Linked DNA regions of Mus musculus: regions 2 and 3 are each linked to region 1. Evidence: chromatin loops called from intact Hi-C (ENCODE). Cell type or tissue: heart. All regions are shown on one strand. Links, peaks and the distances in the headings refer to the core of each region. The heading gives the core; the rest is flanking DNA.

Evidence for each region. Hi-C counts contacts between places; a loop is a spot of excess contacts. Peaks named below come from ENCODE experiments on the same cell type or tissue, not always from the same donor. Only the 100,000 strongest peaks of a DNase experiment are listed, where the experiment ranks them.
Region 2: a loop joins it to region 1, with 2.5 times the contacts of the local background. A loop is called at or near these places in 19 of 42 quality-filtered maps.
Region 3: it touches region 1 in a loop (8-fold over the local background); 23 of 42 quality-filtered maps call a loop at or near these places.

Annotation. Positions count from the first base shown.
Region 1 is chr5:146,185,689-146,190,088 of GRCm38, forward strand. It overlaps a transcript of 1700001J03Rik not described here. Among named protein-coding and RNA genes, the nearest start is that of 1700001J03Rik, 2.6 kb to the left of the region's middle. In heart, for the core only: a CTCF peak has its summit at 1,934 (motif pointing right); a DNase peak (open chromatin) is centred at 1,943.
Region 2 is chr5:146,477,360-146,481,759 of GRCm38, forward strand. No RefSeq gene overlaps it. Among named protein-coding and RNA genes, the nearest start is that of Gm6408, 2.4 kb to the right of the region's middle. In heart, for the core only: a CTCF peak has its summit at 2,408 (motif pointing left); no DNase peak of the experiment used is centred there.
Region 3 is chr5:146,301,012-146,305,411 of GRCm38, forward strand. Cdk8 (cyclin-dependent kinase 8) reads left to right here. Exons shown (of 13, transcript NM_153599.4): 13 at 565-1,863. The coding sequence ends at 690. Among named protein-coding and RNA genes, the nearest start is that of Gm52832, 3.2 kb to the right of the region's middle. In heart, for the core only: a CTCF peak has its summit at 2,674 (motif pointing left); a DNase peak (open chromatin) is centred at 2,680.

The DNA.
Region 1 (4,400 bases), core at 284-4,283:
TCTGTACCAGAAGGATCCCAGGAAGAAACGATTTCCTCTTAGGGTCTTCTCACTGTCCTGACCTGCTCCCTGCAGATCATTCTAGCATGGGTTTCCTAGTATGTCATCCTTTGTATATGATCACACGTGCCCTAGACCTGGCAAACCTCCTAATAGAGTTACCTGAGGATAAGGCAAACATAGGAACTTGTGCCATTCACACACATGTACACAAAAGCATATGCATACATACACACCCAAACACACATACACACAAGCCCAGGCCCAGTGGCACAGAGAGCATGCTTTTACACATGGCCAGGAGCATATCAGTGTAGAAAGGCCCCTCCTAGGTGAGCATTAGGGTTATTATGGAGGTTAGTGTGGGGATAACGAACTTTAGCAAAGTGTATGTGAGCATCTTTAATTGTGCCTTTCTCTTAGGGGAGTGGGCGGGGCTCCTCTGCTTTTCCATGTGTTCTAGTGTTTTCCCATTTGGGCTTCCACAGGCCTCAGTGTGATTCTTCTGTGTTCCCCAGACAATGACTGACTGGGTTCTGGTTTGCAGGCTGTTCCGTGCTGCTCACTATAACATTGCCTACCCTGAGGAAAAACTATGCACAAACATTAAGACTTTGGAAGAGTTTCCATATCCTACTTCTTTAATGAGTACTATAAAATAAATTCATAGGTCAATTTTTACTGTTGAAGAAAAAATGGGAAACGTAATCTGTCTATGCCAAAACAGATGAAGGGGGATGAAAAAAAGAGAGGTGTTTTTAGTTCCTAGATTTTAAGAAATATCAAAAAAAATCATATTGGTATACACAGCTTGAATCTCTCTTGGGAAGGACACAGGATCAATAGGGGTCAATGGGGGTAGAAGGATGTATGGGAGGCCTGCCAAGTGCAAATAAGTATTTATGACAATGGCCTCCTGTCCCACACTACCATGCACATGAACTTTTACATAGTTGAAAGTGTTTTGATTCTTTGAAAAAGTCTTATCATTTTACATGGATGAGTGCATGTGTTTCTATGACTGCATGTGTGCTGTGTGCACGGAAGCCAGAAGAGTGCACCGGATCTCCTGTCCCCTGGTTCTGCATGGTTGTGAGCCACCTTGTGGGTGCAGGGAAATGAACCCAGGTCCTCTGCAAGAGCAGCCAGTGCCCTTAACAGCTGAGCCATCACTCAGGACCAGTTCGGGTTTTTTGCTGGTCAGAGTAGCCCATTGTAGAAACCATATTGGTGTCCAGTGCTTCCCAGTAGAAAGTTTCCAGCTGGGTTGTAGGACACAACCTGGTAGTGAGTATCATTAATTTCTGATCCCTTAATTAAATTATTGTATCAAAACCATCAAGTATTAGCAACCTCAGATAATAGCCACACCTCTTCTAGATACAACTGTGCAATATCAGTGACAGCTCATTGGAGATTGGTGGAACTCTATCCCAGGACAGAGAGGGGCTACCCACCATATAAGGTATCAAGGGCCCAAAGTCTTCCTAATTCGGGCCTGTCAAGGGATGCTCTGCTGTCTGGCCACTGGGACAGCTGTGGTCTGGCTTCCCCACAGCAGGGTGGTGGAGACCCCACAGAAGGCCTCTAAGAGCCTGGCCTTAGAAGGCATTGATGTAGCGGGACACTAACAAAAGACCAACAGCCTCAACATGAGGGAAGCACCATGCACCTGGTCATAGGCAGTAGAAAGTTCTAGAAGAAATGATCTTGTCAAGCCTACTCTGGTTATACTAATAGAACCTGAAGTGCTTTGTCTGGAGAACATTTTTTTTAACTGAGGTTTGCTAAATTGTGCTCCTGAGAAACTGCACAAATTCTCTCCCAGGGATAACGTGAGGAGGAATATGTACCTTTAACAACAGGTTAATTGACATAAGCAGGTTGGGTGCCCCTGAACCTCTTCCCGAGAAGATGACGCTGCATCATGTGGCCACTAGAGGGTGGTGGTTGTCCATTGAGCACAAGAAGAACCTCCTGGACCTGTGTGCTGGCATCTCAGTGACATTTCAGATAGAGATGGGAGTGGGGGTGGCTACTGCAGTGATTTCAACAGAGCAGGATTAGGGGCAGGGGCTTCATTCCTATCGCGGGTCCCCTTGATAGGCTGTGAAAAAAAAAAAAAACATCAGATAGTTTAGTTTTCCAGTTATGTGATTCTCTTCAGTGCATGGGGCCACCATCTGTGAAAGGTGCCCCATCCCACCTCCTGCAGAAGCATGGGCCAATTCGGCCAAACCAACTGACAGAGTCCTTTTCTGGGACAGAGGCTGTAGAGTGTAATTAATGGGAGTTCTTCAGATGCTCATTTCCAGACAGCTTTAGCTTTACCTAGAAATGCTAGGGAAAAGTCTGTCCCGTGTTCAAGGACATCCAAGTCCCTTGTATTTCGGTGTGGCACTGGATGTCAGCCCCTTTCCAAACTGTGTTGACATAGAGACCATGTTCATTTACACAGTGTGGGACTGTGACAGCAGCTCCAGCTTGTCTGGGTCCTCCTCTTTACCCAGGGGAGCAAGGGGAGCCTGGGTTAGCATCCCAGGGACACTGTAGGGGCTGCTCTAAAGGAGGATGCCACTAGTCAAATATGCTTGTGTCCTGACACCCCAGCTGCTCAAAGTTCAGCTGCAGTCCCCCTGACATCCACCTGAGGGCATACAGGCAGCCAAGCCTTTATAAGGGTTGTTAGTGTCAGAGCCTGGGTCCTGGCAGCTGGACAACCTACACTGTGGCCACCCATTTCCCATGGACCTGTTAGACAGAAGTAAGAAGCAGACAAAGCCTGGGTATGGTGGTCAGTGCCTTTTTTCCAATACTCGGGAAGCTGAGACAGTTGGATACCTTTGAGTTCTACATAATGAGTTGCGAGAGAGTCAAGCTACATAAGAGAAAGACTCTTTAAGATCAAACAAATAAAAGAAACAAAAAGTAGCAGAAAAAGAAGATATAATTTAAGTCAGCACTTTGGGAAGAGGAACAAATAATTAGGTCCAAGGTCAACCCACTCCAACTTAGGGTCCTCGAATGAGGGTTCCTTTGCAATAGAAAGCAAGAAGTGTGCAAAACTAAGCAGTCCTGATTGAGGCGAGGTTGGGCCCACACTGAGCCACCACAGCCTTTTCACCATTGTCTCCTGTGAGGTGATCTGACCAGTGACCAGAACTCTGTGAGGCTTTTGTGGGAGCCAAGTTTCTCCTCCTGCCAGTGCCAGGCTTCATCCTTGGCCCTCTGCCTGCAGAAAATTCCCAAAGGGATTCCAATTGTTTCCGGTGTTTCTGCTTCCGTTTCCCGGTATCTGACAGAAGGGGTGCAGTGTCTCTTTGGAGCGTCTTCACGTGTTCCAGGTCAGTTATATCTCCCCAGTCTTCCTTTGTACAGCCGTGTTGAGTGAAGATGCCCATGTCCAAAAATACCAACATAAATGGAATAGAAGTTGGAGCCAGGGTTAGTGTAAAATTAATTGTTTTTTAATGTAAATCTAAGTAAAACATGAATCCGGCAGCTGTATTTCTTTACCTTCTGTAGTCCTCAACAACCACACAGAGAAGTACAATTTATTAAAATACCCTTCAGCCGGGCGGTGGTGGCACATGCCTTTAATCCCAGCACTTGGGAGGCAGAGGCAGGTGGATTTCTGAGTTCGAGGCCAGTCTGGTCTACAAAGTGAGTTCCAGAACAGGTAGGGCTATACAGAGAAATCCTGTCACGAAAAACCAAAAAACAAAAAAACAAAAACAAAAAAACCCTTGAGGCGAATACTGAGCAATCTTACTCCATACTAAACCTGCAAGTTCATCAGGATTCCTCCCAGACAATATCTCCACATTACTTGCAATTTTTGCCCTTTCTTGATCCACCTCTCTCTCCTTAAGGTTCCAAGACCTGTCCTCATGGCTCCACTCCTTCCCTTCCTGTCTCTTTCCCCACCCCTCCTAGAATAGGAAGTCCCACCTTATCCTCTCTAAAGCTCTGGATTGGCTCATTGGCTTTTATTGGCAAGGCAGAGAATGAATAAGGAGCAGTGTTTACAGAAACTTGAGACAGGAGCTTCTAAGAATAAACAGAGCAGAGCTATGTCAGGATCAAACCCAGATAGTGGGATAGAGGAAACAGTGATTGAAATAACACAAGGCTAAACTTTACACAGGGTGCAAAAACATTACACCTACAGGTAAGAGCACATACAAGGTCTTGCCAGGCAACCCTACACAAGAATCTTTGCTCTAGACTCTTTTGGTTATATCTATAGTTGAAAGGGCTGGCACTATTGTCCTCATTTTGTTGTTGGCTTGGATACAGAACAAGCCATGAAGCACATGCTGACTTCAAAACTTTAGCTTCCTCTACCCTAACTTCTCAAGTACCATGTCACATCTATTCTGGCTAGTTTCTTGTCAACC
Region 2 (4,400 bases), core at 315-4,314, 290 kb after region 1:
TCTGAAAGAAAAAAAAACTCATATGTTCTCCAGACAAAGTACTTCAGGCTCTATTAGAATAACCAGAGTAGGCTTGACAAAACCATTTCTTCTAGAACTTTCTACTGCCTATGACCAGGTGCATGGTGCTTCCCTTATGTTGAGGCTGTTGGGCTTTTGTTAGTGTCCCCCTACATCAATGCCTTCTAAGGCCAGGCTCTTAGAGGCCTTCTGTGGGGTCTCCACCACCCTGCTGTGGGGAAGCCAGACCACAGCTGTCCCAATGGCCAGACAGCATAGCATCCCTTGACATGCCTGAGTTAGGAAGACGTTGAGCCCTTGAAACCTCATATGGTGGGTAGCCCCTCTCTGTCCTGGGATAGAATTTCAACAATCTCCAATGAGCTGTCACTGATATTGCACAGTTGTAGCTAGATTTACTAGAGGTGGCTAATATTTAATGGTTTTGATATAATAATTTAATTAAGGGATCAGAAATTAATGATACTACCAGGTTGTGTCCTACAAAATACCTAGAAACTTCCTACTGGGAAGGCTGGACACCATTGTGCTTTACAATGGGTTACTCTGACCAGCAAAAAAGCAAAATGTTCCTGAGTGATGGCTCAGCTGTTAGGGACACTGGCTGCTCTTGCAGAGAACCTGGGTTCATTTCCCTGCACCCACAAGGTGGCTCACAACCATGCAGAACCAGGGGACAGAAGATCCAGTGCACTCTTCTGGCTTCCGTGCACACAGCACACATGCCCCAGTACAGGGGAATACCAGGGCCAAAAAGGGGGAGTGGGTGGGCAGGGGAGTGGGGGTGGGTGGATATGAGGGACTTTTGGTATAGCATTGGAAATGTAAATGAGTTAAATACCTAATAAAAAATGGAAAAAAAATTAATTAATTTTACACTAGCCCTATCTCCCACTTCTATTCTATTTATGTTGTTAGATGTGGACATGGGCATCTTAGTTCAATTAGCTGTACAAAGAAAGACTGGGGAAATATAACTGACCTGGAAAATGTGAAGACACTGCACCCCTTCTGTCAGATACCAGGAAAGAGAAGCGAACACACCTGAAACAATTGGAATCCCTTCTGGAATTTTCTGCAGACAGAGGGCTGAGGATGAAGCCTGGCACTGGCAGTAGGAGAAACTTGGCTCCCACAAAAGCCTCACAGAGTTCTGATCACTGCTCAGATCACCTCACACAATGCACAGGTGCAGAGGCTGGGTTGCTCAGTGTGAGCCCAACATCCCATCAATCAGACAGCTTAGTTTTGCACACTTCTTGCTTTCTATTGCAAAGGAACACTCATTCGAGGACCCTAAGTTGGGGTGGGGTGGCTTTGCACCCCATTATTTGTTCCTCTTTCCAGTGTCCTGACTTGAATTATATCTTTTTTCTCTGTTACTTTTTGTTTGTTTGTTTGTTTTAGCTGGATCTTGAGAGAGCCTTTCCCTTATGTAGCCTGACTTTCCCAGATTTCATTGTGTAAAACTCACAGGTATCCAACTGTGTCATCTTCCTGAGTCCTGGGCAAGAGGCACTCATCACAGTACCCAGGCTTTCTCTACTTCTCCCTTCTGTCTAACAGGTCCATGGGAAATGGGTGGCCAAAATCTGTGTTGTCTGGCTGCCAGGACTCCGGCTATGACACTAATAATCCTTAAAGGCTTGCTTGCCTATATACCCTCAGGTGGATATCAGAGGGACTGGTGCTGAACTTTCAGAAGCTGGGGTGTCAGACACAAGCATATTTGGCTGGTGGCGACCTGTATCAGAGCAGCCCCTACACTGTCCCTGCGATGCTCACCCAGGCTCCCCTGGGTAAAGAGGAGGAGCCAGACAAGATGGAGCTGCTGTCACAGTCCCACACTGTGTAAGTGAACATGGTCTCTATGTCAAAACAGTTTGGAAAGGGGTGACATCCAGGCCCACCCAGAATATACAAGGGACTTGGGTGTCCTTGTACATGGGACAAACCTTTTCCTAGCATTTCTAGGTAAAGCTAAAGCTGTCTGGAAATGAGCCTCTGAAGAACTCCCATTAATTACACTCTACAGCCTCTGCCCCAGAAAAGGACTCTGTCAGTTGGTTTGGCTGACTTGGCCCATGCTTCTGCAGGAGGTGGGATGGGGCACCTTTCACAGATGGTGGCCCCTTGCTCTGAAGAGAATCACAAAACTGGAAAGCTAAACTATCTGGTGGTTTTTTCACAGCCTATCAAGGGGACCCGGGATAGAAATGAAGCTCCTGCCCCCAATTCTGCTCTGTTGAGATAACTGCAGTAGCCACCCCCACTCCCATCTCTATCTGAAATGTCACTGAGATGCCAGCACACAGGTCCAGGAGGTTCTCCTTGTGCTCAATGGACAACCACCGCCCTCTAGTGGCTACACGATGCAGCATCATCTCCTAGGGAAGAGGTTCAGGGGCACCCAACCTGCTATGTCAATTAACCTGTTGTTAAAGGTACATATTCCTCCTCACGTTATCCCTGGGAGAGAATTTGTGCAGTTTCTCTTCAGCACAATTTAGCAAACCTCAGTTGATAAAAATGTTCTCCAGAGAAAGGAATTCAGGTTCTATTAGTATAACCAGAGTAGGCTTGACCAGATCATTTCTTCTAGAACTTTCTGCTATCTATGAGCAGGTGCATGGTGCTTCCCTTATGTTGAGGCTGTTGGTCTTTTGTTAGTGTCCCGCCTCATCAATGGCTTCTAAGGCCAGGCTCTTAGAGGCCTTCAGTAGGTCTCCACCACCCTGCTGTGGGGAAGCCAGACCAAAGCTGTCCCAGTGGCCAGAGAGCAGAGCATCCCCTGACAGGCCCGAATTAGGAAGACTTTGGGCCCTTGACACCTCATATGGTGGGTAGCCCCTCTGTGTCCTGGGATAGAGTTCCACCAATCTCCATTGAACTGTCATGGAAATTGCACAGTTGTAGCTCGAATGGGTGTGGCTATTACCCTAGGTGGCTAACATTTAATGGTTTTTATATAATACTTAATTAAGGGATCAGAAATTAATGATACTCACTACCAGGTTGTGTCCTACAACCCAGCTGGAAACTTTCTACTGGGAAGCACTGGACACCATTGTGCTTTACAAGGGGCTGCTCTGACCAACAAAAAGCCAAAATGGACCTGAGTGATGGCTCAGCTGTTTAGGGCACTGGCTGCTCTGGCAGAGGACCTGGGTTCATTTCCCTGCACCCACAAGGTGGCTCACAACCATGCAGAACCAGGGGACAGGAGATCCAGTGCACTGTTCTCGCTTCCGGGCACACAGCACACATGCAGTCGTAGAAACACATGCACTCATCCACGTAAAAGGATAAGACTTTTTCAAAGAAACAAAACATTTTCAACTATGTAAAAGTTCATGTGTATGGTAATGTGGGACAGGAGGCCATTGTCATATAAATACTTATTTGCATTTGGCAGGCCTCCCATCCATCCTTCTACCCCCATTGAACTCCATTGATCCTGTGTCCTTCCCAAGAGAGATTCATGCTGTATACCCATATGAGTTTTTTGATATTTCTTAAAATCTAGGAACTACAAGCACCTCTCTTTTTTCCTTCCTCCTTCATCTGTTTTTGCATGGACAGATTATGTTTCCCACTTTTCTTCAACAATAAAAATTGACCTATGAATTTATTTTATAGTACTCATTAAAGAAGTAGGATATGGAAACTTTTCCAAAGTCTTAATGTTTGTGCATAGTTTTTCCTCAGGGTAGGGAATGCTATAGTGAGCAGCATGGGACACTCTGCAAACCAGAACCCAGTCAGCCATCGTCTGGGGAACACAGAAGAAGCACACTGAGGCCGGTGGAAGCCCAAATGGGAAAACACTAGAACACATGGAAAAGCAGAGGAGCCCTGCCCACTCCCCTAAGAGAAAGGCACAATTAAAGGTGACCACATACACTTTGCTAAAGTTTGTTATACCCACACTCACCTCCATAATAACCATAATGCTCACCTAGGAGGGGCCTCTCTACACTGACATGCTCCTGGCCATGTGTAAATGCATGCTCTCTGTGACCCCGGGCCTGGGCTTGTGTGTATGTGTGTTTGGGTGTGTGTGTATGCATATGCTTTTGTGTACATGTGTGTGAATGGCACAAGTGCCTATGTTTGCCTTTTCCTCAGGCAACTCTATCAGGAGGTTTGCCAGGTCTAGGGCACCTGTGATCATATACATAGGATGACATACTAGAAAACCCATGCTAGAATGATCTGCAGGGAGCAGGTCAGGACAGAGAGAAGACCCTAAGAGGAAACTGCTTCTTCCTGGGATGCTTGTGGTACAGAGGGGATGGTTTGGAAACTTCTGCCCACTTTCTCACAACTGAGGGTCTCCCTGAAGCCAGGCTTCCCAGTGTAGAGGCCTGAGCTTATGG
Region 3 (4,400 bases), core at 315-4,314, 120 kb after region 1:
GTTTTGTTTTGTTAAATACGTGTTTGTTTGTTTGTTTGTTTGTTTAATATATGTGAGTGCACAGTTGCTGTCTTCAGACACACCAGAAGAGGGCACCAGATCCTATTACAGATGGTTGTGAGCCACCATGTGGTTGTTGGGAATTGAACTCGGGACCTCTAGAAGAGTCAGTGTTCTTAACCGCTGAGCCATCTCTGCAGTCCGCCTACGAGCTTTTATATACTCTGGATATACACACTGAGTGCCTCATGCTCATGTCGCAAGATATGATCAGAATTGCCCACATGGTGTCCCAATTCTTACCTTCCTGGAGAGAAGCTGATGTGGGAAGAGTTGGGAGCTTTGTTTGTTTTTGCTCTGTTTTGCTTTGTATGGGCCAGCTGAGGGGTTTGCTGCTGCTTAGCCAGTGTTTTTATATTTTAATTCTAAAGCTAGTGCCTTACAGAAACTTATACATCTTTGCTTCTTTGAAACAAGATTCCCTTCCCTATCAGCCTTGATGGCGTGGGGCCAAGCTACCTCGAGAAGTCCCTGAATCACGCTTTTCCCTCGTCTTCTTTCCAGCGTTCCAATCCACATGCTGCTTATCCCAACCCTGGACCAAGCACATCACAGCCCCAGAGCAGCATGGGATACTCAGCTACCTCCCAGCAGCCTCCACAGTACTCACATCAGACACATCGGTACTGAGCTGTGCTGGAGTCTGTCAGTGCACTGTTGCTCATGCTGCAGGACTGGCTGCGGCACTCGCGGGAACCTGGTGTGGGCCATGCGAATGTACTGTACAACCACATCTTCACAATGTCCAGTAGCCGAGTTCCACCAGTTGTCACAGATTGGGGTGGTAGCTTCCAGGTTGTACCTAAGTTTGGAGTTAGACTTGAAATGAAAGTGCTAGCACAGTTGTGTTGTGGGTTTGCTACTTCCATAGTTTACTTGACATGGTTCAGACTGACCAAGCATAGTTTTCAGTGACAGTCTGTAGCAGTTGAAGCTGTGAAATGTGCTAGGGCGAGCATTTGTCCTCGTGTGTGGTGACTTTGAGTGTAACAGCGTGATCTGACCAATAGTACACACAGACGCAAGGTTTAACTGGTACTTGAAACACAGATTATGTTAACAAAATAACCAAGATTTAAAGATTATTTTGGTACACCTTTCTTTTTAGTGTCTTATCAGTGGGTTGATTCATCTTCTACATAAATCAGTGTTTTATGACCAAGAATATTGCTTGGATTGTTTTGAAAGTACAAAAGAACCACATAGTTTCTACTGACAGGTTTCAGAGCTCCCAAAGATTAATTTCCAACTTAGAGGTTTGTTTTTATTTTCAACCTATGACGACTTGACTGGTCTTAAAGCTGCTATTTGATAGTAATTAAATATGTTGTCATTGATAGAAGCCTGTTGGTTCAGCAAACTGAAATGAGTGTTGCAGACAGGGTTTTCTTTTCCTCGTTGGTGTTGCTGATTTGTGAGCATGCTTTCTGAATACAAAAGCATGAGTGGCGACCTCCGTGAGGCACGGTGACCTCCTCGAGGCACGGTGACCTCTGCGAGGCACGGCGTCAGTCCGCACTCTTCTGTCCTGATTTGAAGCTGCCTAGTGTAGTGCTATTACAATTTTGTTCAGTTAACTTTCTTTTTAAAAGGTTGTTCGCACATTTTTAGGGTGCCCTTACTTCAGCAAAGGAGAGGGAGTAGGAGAGCCTTAGAACTTTTGAGGGGAAAATAAAAAGCTATAACATACAACGTACTGTATCAAACTATTTTACATGAATGACACAAGTATTCTGAATAAAAAAAAATTGAACATTGTTAAAAACAAGGTGTTATGTAATAAATTTATTTTTCATAAATCAATGTATGGTGTCAACTATATTTTTCAAATTCACCAAGGGTCTTTTGTTGTATTTTAAAACATGCCTCTGTATAACTCTTCCCAGTGACTTATTGGTGACAACTGATGGCTTAGGCTGAGGTGTGCACTCTGGTCAGCTGTCTAGGTCTGTAGCACAGGGGACAGGTAGCTTTATAGTCGGCTAGTTCTGGTAATGGTAGTTCCACTCCGTTACCCTTGGTTCCTCCTTTTTAGAGCTAACAGATATTTTCTCAAAATCTGAAGCCATCCCTTTAAAAACAATCTAGCGCAGTCCACGAGCTGAGGAATCAGTACTGGTAGGCCTGACCAGAAGAGAAAGGGGGGTTGCTGGGAGTGGCATTTCCAAGTCTTCTCACCCCTGTTCACACCCATACTGCATGCCTTTGATCACACAGGTCCCTCCTTAACCCTCTGAATTGAGTGGTTGTGTTTGGTTTCTGTCAACCTTAGCTCTCACGGTGTTTCTTATGACCCTTACACGTTGTCTTCTGGTGTTTTTCTCCTATACTGAGTGGCTTAGAAGCCCAGTGGCTGTGAGGGCCACCTACACATTCCCCCTTCGCCAGCTAGTTCCAGAGATTGACTCAGTAGGACTTGGGTGGATATGGAAATGTGGCTCCTTTCCAACGAACTCCCCCAGTCCTGAGACGTGAGCCTGAGAAATATGTTAGGAAAGACCATTCTGTGGGGCTGGAGAGATGGCTCAGCACTTAAGATCACTGCTCTTCCAGAGGACCATAGGCCAGATCACAGGCATCTTAACTGCAGCCCCAGATGCCCCCTTCAGGCCTTCATGGGTACTGCATACATGTGGCCTATCATGCACACTCAGGCAAAACACTCGTAAAAATAAACCTGTCTTAAAGAAGAAAGACTGCTCCAGGGCCACTCACCTCCACAGCGAGCGAGCCACCAGCAGAATTCAGTGACATGAGGGAGGGGCTTGCTGTATGGACAGCCCATTTTCCTGCCCTGGGAGTTCAGAACCAAAACCCCATTATAACAAGCTGCTATTAATGCCCGGGGCCTGTTTGCTCACTTCTCCTAAATGTCGCTATCATCCTGATCGGGCCTGTCTAATCTCATGATAAGATGTGACTGACATATCTAGCCTGCTTGCTTTCTGAGTTTTGGGTTCCTTTATGGAGTTATGTGTGCTACAGAGAAGACCCCTATGACCTACCTGCCAGCTTTCTTTATTCTGTACCTCTTACTGCATGGCAGTTATTACCTGACTGGCCAGGCCTGTTTGTTTCCCATAAAATGGGAGCTTCTTGAGAGCAGGGCCTCTTATATGTGTATCCATGCTACTCCCAGATAATGTCGGCCAGGTTGTAACTTTGTTAGGCTGCTGATCCCAAGGGTTCCAGTCCAGACCCGCTTGTCCTACCATTGCTACAGGTTGTCTGTGCTGAGTGCAGCGATCTCAGACTGGTCTCTACTCTCTACCTCCTTCAGATTCAACCGTGCCCCAGAGTTGCTGCTAGAGGGCCAGACAAAGTCCAGCACAATCTTTTCTCAAATGTCTTAGGTCTGTTTCAGATATATGTCTTGTTGGCGCTCTTTAAAATGGTCTATAGTCTAGCTTTAAAATAGCATTCAATAAAACTCGTATTTGGAATTTGAAGTTTGGATCTCCCCCAAGGCCAGCTGTTCTCCTAAGCAGCGGGCAATATAGTGAGAATAAACTAGAAAAGCGGCAACTGTATTGTAAAAGTGGTAAAGGCAGGGTGTGAACAAAGATGCCTCTGGTCCTAAGATTGAATTTGATTCCTGATAAAGTTAATCTGAATGATACACTTGCAATACATACACACACTTACACGCTCACACACATGCACACAGAAATTACATTAAATGCATCATAGTTACCGACCAACCTCCCTCAGCATCAATACTACCCTGAAGGTTTACATGTCCCTTGTGACCATGGTGTTAATAGATTGTTGCTCCACTAACCAACAGGCTACCTCCTCACCTCCCATGTTCCTCTTAACAAAACAGACCACATGAACCTTTCAGTGCTAAGCCCATGTCCACCTTCTCATGTCTCTCCAGCATGTGTCGGTAAAAGCAAAGACCTTTGTGTCCCAGACAAGTACCCGCATGATCCGGCCCCTTGGAGGAAATCTGTCTTCTGGTCGTCCAGCTCCACTGCACCCTGTAATTCTTAGGGCTGCAGAGCATTGCCTTGTCGCACCTGCTCTTGGCTGCCCAGTTCAGTGATAGTTCTGTGCCCTGCCCGCATACACCAGCAGTTGTCTTCCTCATACCTGCTTCGCTTTTCCATGTATAGCAATGACAGGCACTATATATAACCCTGAAATTCTTTCTCCTCACCAGCGAAAAGAGACTTTGGAGGACAGTCTTAATGTCAGCTACTGAAAGATTCCAGTGAAATTCTAAGTGAAATGTCTCCAGGAGTCCCAGGTGCTCTACACTTGCTTGCTAGCTGGGGGTTCTGCATTGGTGCTGTTAATGGAACCTTTAGCGTGTGGGACCTAGAGAGTGATCATGG